Regions from separate parts of the Homo sapiens genome. Here region 2 is linked to region 1. The links are chromatin contacts, found by Hi-C or POLR2A ChIA-PET in ENCODE. All regions are on one chromosome and are shown on one strand. The core of a region is the stretch at or near the end of the contact, and the rest is flanking DNA. Distances in the headings are between cores, read along the strand shown. Region 1 overlaps FMN1 (formin 1). Region 2 overlaps FMN1 (formin 1).

Evidence for each region. A loop is a pair of places that touch in the nucleus more often than their neighbours do. ChIA-PET counts read pairs that join two places held with the same protein, here RNA polymerase II (POLR2A).
Region 2: a loop to region 1 is called in a map of IMR-90, with 4 times the contacts of the local background. The contact joins two enhancer-like sites. A Hi-C loop is called at or near these places in 2 of 168 maps with a recorded cell type or tissue (IMR-90 and chondrocyte). POLR2A ChIA-PET finds 5 or more read pairs at or near these places in 1 of 52 experiments (AG04450).

What each region holds. Positions count from the first base shown.
Region 1 is chr15:32,860,603-32,863,361 of GRCh38, reverse strand. All of the region lies in intron 16 of FMN1 (formin 1), which reads left to right. Among named protein-coding and RNA genes, the nearest start is that of GREM1-AS1, 140 kb to the right of the region's middle. Within about 2 kb of position 1,486, at least 13 of the 41 ENCODE cell types and tissues checked have a DNase peak (open chromatin) inside an H3K27ac peak, as active enhancers do.
Region 2 is chr15:33,134,153-33,136,870 of GRCh38, reverse strand. All of the region lies in intron 4 of FMN1 (formin 1), which reads left to right. Among named protein-coding and RNA genes, the nearest start is that of FMN1, 59 kb to the left of the region's middle. Within about 2 kb of position 1,334, at least 4 of the 41 ENCODE cell types and tissues checked have a DNase peak (open chromatin) inside an H3K27ac peak, as active enhancers do.

The DNA.
Region 1 (2,759 bases), core at 237-2,736:
CCCGGGTTCACGCCATTCTCCTGCCTCAGCCTCCCGAGTTGGGACTACAGGTGCCCGCCACCACGCCCAGCTAATTTTTTGTATTTTTAGTAGAGATGGGGTTTCACCGTGTTAGGCAGGATGGTCTCCTGACCTCGTGATCCGCCCGCCTCGGCCTCCCAAAGTGCTGGGATTACAGGCGTGAGCCACCGCGCCTAGCCGAACTGATGTATTTATTGAATGGATTCCTGTATGATAAACTCCTTAACCAAGCATTCTAGGCTTTTGATCTCTGGCTTCACTTTATGTCTCTCATCTAAGCCCCATTGATATAATACAAGAATTTGCTTTAGTAAAAAAATTCCATATGTTGCTGCAGCCATTTTCTATGGCGGTCCTTTGAGCAGGGAGCTTGTGAACAGGACATGGATCTTGTAAAAGTGAGGAAGAGGCAGAACTGGCGCAGGACTGTGGAAGGGTGGGGTAAGACTTAGGTAACCAGACAGGGAAGAAGAGAGAACTCTGGAAAAGCAGATAGCCTGATAAACCTTTCCTTTCCTCTAAAACTGTATTCTGACTTAACTAAGCCCACAGGTCCTTCAGCTCATACAAAAAGAAACAAGTTTCATATCTTCATACCAATTGCCCACATACATTTGATTTACAAAGCAATTAAACGTATTTGATTTTGATGAATTATATCTGGGTCTTACTGCTACATTTTTCTAACCTGCCTAGGCTTTTTAAGTGGCTTAATAAGCTTTATTCCCTTGTTCTTAGGGGTGAAAAACAAAAAACAGATAATTCTGACCTTAACAGCCTAATATCTGAAATATTAAAATAGTCTAGGCCATATCTTTCCTTTCACTAAAATACTCCACCAGTGTTTAACCTGTAAGTGAAAATATTCTCCATGTAGTCTCAGTTATTTCACTATGTATTGGTTTTTAATATTTCATCTCTGTCTCACAGTGATCACTTAGTAGTAACTAACTTCGGAAATTAATATATTTTTAATTGCCAAAAAATTGTGTAAAGAGAAAAATAACAGAAAGAGAACCTGGGGTGACTTTGGCTTTTAACTGGAGCTCCTGGCACAGCCCACGCCTGAGGCAACCTTGGTGGTCTAGCAATATCGTATGCGAGTCTTCCGGTTGAACAGTGAAGGACATTTGTGGATCTGTCCATGACCTCTCTCCTTTATGCACTGCCAGTCTCCGGTGTCATCATTAATTAGCCTTCAGGTCTCCCATTTGTCTGCTAGAAAGCATCTCGGATAAGCCAAGTCAATAAATTGGAGCAGGCAAGCTGCCTGGCCTCCGGGGCGCGTGGCTCTGTGGGGACCGTCGGAGGGCAGCCCTCTCCTTTGATCATGTGGGGAAGTTTAATTCTTACAGGCCACGTGGGAATCCCAGCCCGTGGGGCTGCAGAGAGGGCCTTGGAGCACAGCAGTGGAGCTGCTCTCGTTTGTACTGGTTTCAGTTTCTAATTTCAAAACCGCGAAGCTCAGAGGCCTAGGGGAATTGTTTCCCATTTTGCTTCGTCTTTCCCCAAGACTTCGCCTGCATTCTTCAGTGAATTCTCACAATGGGTGGTGGAACTTCAGCACGGGAATGAAAATCATTATCCCTATGTTCTAAACAGGAGATTTGCACCGTGGCATATTTCCGTAAATACAGTGCCCAGCATCTGTAGCAAATAATCCCCAGCCATGACTCTCTTGCTGTTCTGACCTTGACATGTTTCCCAACCAATTTTAGTCAAACATAAAAATAACAAATAATATTTATGAGCCTGCTTGTGAGTGCCAGGCATTCTGCAAATCACTATGTATGTATTATCTTAAATATCATATCATGCCTGTGTTGCGGGAGGTCCCCATTTTGCAGATGAGAAAAACAAGCCACAGCCCACCTGAGTCCTAGTGGGTCTCAATCCAAGCACAAGCTCTTTACCACCCCCATGATATGGCCTCATAAAATTGGAGCAATTTGATGGGCACCGCATGGGCTCTGTCACCACATCTAGCACAAAGGGAGAGCTGCAGCGATCAACCCTGTGAATTCAGGCAAAAGAGAAAGTATTGCTTTTGTAATTGGGGAAACAAGCTCTGCCTTCAGCTTTGCTTTCACCAGGGAGAAGTAACCTTGAAGGAGTTATTGTCAGGCGTTCGATTATATCCTATTAGTAAATTGCAGGCATGTTTTATACTACGTTCATGAAAAACAATTCTATATAAATGAAATTGTTGGAATTTGAATATAGTAGAGGGTTAATTAAATAATTTAAGGAACTCCTCCCAATTTATATTGTGGGAAATCCTAGCTTTTCTTTAACTGTATTCTCAGAATCATAGCTGGAAATAATCAGGAAAGTTTATGTGGCCACAAATGTTCATTGAGAAATGCTGATTCCTTAAAACAGATGTCTTTCCTGCTTCCCTGCCTACCTTGAGAACTACCCAATCAGGATAATCATCTTTGTTACCTTTGTTACCTTGCTTATGACTCATGGGATGAGGTGGTGGACATTTCTGGGGGTCTTTAAAATACACTCAAACCTTAGATCATCTTGGGACACCTCACCATGTTTGAGGAGTACAGAGACACAGAGACGGTGACCCCTTGGTGCAGGGGAAGGGCAAGCAAGTCACATTGCATCTCTGGAAAGCCCACTTGGAGTCTGGGTCAACATTGCTAATATGTATGTATATATATTTTTTAGACAGGAGACAGGGTCTCACCCTGTGAGACTAGGCTGGAGTGCAGAGGTGTGGTCAT
Region 2 (2,718 bases), core at 85-2,584, 270 kb before region 1:
GGTGATCTGCCTGCGTTGGCCTCCCAAAGTGCTGGGATTACAGGCGTGAGCCACCATGCCTGGCATGTTTCTGTCTACTTTAAAAAATTATTTATTTGGTTATGTTCTACCTCATTCCAGAAATCATTTAAGGGACTTGCATTCAATATAGCAGATAAAAATACCTTTAAAACAGGTGATAGAAATTAAAGAGAAAACATTGTTTTTAGGGTTATATTGACCAGCACAAATTTATCTTGACTGATGACACATTTCAGAGCCAAACCCTGTAGAGCCATTACCACGATCCTTGCTTCTGTTTTTAGGAGGAAATAACTAAAACATGGTTCATCAAAAAAAACCACTTGCTTAGACATTTTCACCCTGAAATCTGTTATAAAATTAGGAAGTGGGAGTTTAAGAACTATTCCATAGTCCTATTTGAAGCTCTTCCCAAACACGTCTGTCTCTGTGTTTATGGTTATACGTCTTTCTTGTCTACGTGGGTAGACTGTATATATGCATAAAAATGTGTGTTTTTCATATTCTCCCATGAAATTTAAACCTCTCCAAGACATATACTTTTGTGCAATTTTTAACAGTCCTGTCCCTGAAGCAGATAATGACATCTCTCTTTGAGTGAGGATGGAGCTAAGACTCAGAGAGGGTACCTTGCTAAGTAAACAGCAGAGGGACAACATTGATGTTAAATCCTGTGTCCTCCCTTTGTACCACATTGTGATGTCATGGGGATAATTTCAGTGGCCATGAAGCCATCTGCTCTGAACTTAAGTAGTGAACACAGCTCCATCATTCTGATTATTTATATTTATATCTACAAAAGCATTCAAAACATTTTTTATTCAACAAATATTTATTGAATCCCTATCATATATTCATCATTGTTCTAAGTATAGTAGACAGAGCAGTAGGCAAAACAGAAAAAAGCAAAGCTAATTCCTGTCCTCATGGAGCTCACACTCATTCTAGAAGGGTGAAGACCAAAACATAATCAGCCAATTGTATACTCTATGTACAGCAGGGCATGTGGGTGATGGGAAAAGACATTCCATGGTTTTTTTGGTTCATAGAATAGAACAGTTAGTATTGGTACGCAATGCACGATAAGAATTCTATCCAGTGTTAAGTAGTATATTTTAAGAACATTGCATAACCTTGGGGAAGTAACCTAACTGATTCCACTAGCATTCCAACAGAGAGAGTCCCATCTTACACAGTCCTTGCCAGCCAAGCTCTCGGTTTCTCCAGCTTCACTAACCTCTGGCACGAGGCCTCCTTGTTCCTGAGGGAACTGCTTTTCTCATATTTCAGAAGGACAGTGCATACTTGTGTCAAGCTGAAAGGGATCTTTCCTACTTGATGCCAGCGAGAAGCAGTGCCAGGGAAGACAGACTGACAGAGCAGACATTCTCCTCCCTAACTGGGTTATTCTGTGCTGTGCTGTGCAGTGGCTTATCTTATTTTGAGATCTTCCTGCTGTTGTCCAGTTTGTACCAACATTGCAAAATCAATATTCTCTTTATTTCTAAGGGCACATTTTTACAAAACAGGACTTCAGAAAAAGGGTGAGATGATAAAGACTCTCAAAAGGTTACACTGGCCTTTTGAAAAAATAATTTATGTAGAGAACCTTCTAGCGCAAGATCCTCAAATAGTTGTATATTTAACATCTAAAGTGCAAGTCAAACATTTTGTGTGAATTTTGACACTTAAAAAACATTCCTTGGGAGACCAAAAAAAGCGGGGCTTTGGAAGATAATATGAAGGGAGAAACTCAAAAAGCAAAATATTTCCCATGTATAGGCTACCTTTATTTTAGCTGTGAAACATTGTAACTCAAAATGTTTTCCTACTTATTTATTTATTTTTGAGACGGAGTCTCACTCTGTCACCCAGGCTGGAGTGCAGTGGCACGATCTTGGCTCACTGCAACCTCCACCTTCCAGGTTCAAGCGATTCTCCTGCTTCAGCCTCTTGAGTAGCTGGGATTACAGGCATAAGCCACCACGCCTGGCTAAATTTTGTACTTTTAGTAGAGATGGGGTTTTGCCATGTTCGCCAGGCTGGTCTTGAACATCTGACCTCAGGTAATCTGCCCACCTTGGCCTCCCAAAGTGCTGGGATTATAGGCGTGAGCCACCGCACCTGGCCTTCCATTTTTAAATTTTTCAGAAAAAGTGAGATAGCTGAATGTCAGAGAGCTTAAGCAACTTGTAGGATCATAGTTCTTTTCTTTCTTCTCCTTTCGGTGCTCTCCACTTGACTTTGTGGCCCACAGCCCAAACGTTGGTTGTGAGGCTACCCCAATCGACTACTGTTTCCCCTAATGTCTAGCGGATCTAGAACTCCCATAGTGCAGCAGCCAGGTGCAAGGTGAGGTGATGAGGCAGCTAGAGAACTTGTTTTGAAACTGCATTTACATGCCAAACACACACTTTTTATTTAGATGGTTGTTCACTGGGTAATTTGGGGTGAGGTGAGGTGGAACTGTTACCTCAGCATCCTCCCCCACAACTGCCTCCTGAGACATCCCTGGGCCATCCAGTGGCATCCTTGCCACAGTTTTGTCTCTTTATTTAATTGTTATGTTATTTTCTATAATCCCACTTAAAATTGTAAATTGGCTGGGTGTAGTGGCTCACACTTGTAATCCCAGCTCTTTAAGAGGCCGAGACAGGAAGATCACTTGAGCCCAGGAGTTTGAGACCAGCCCGACCA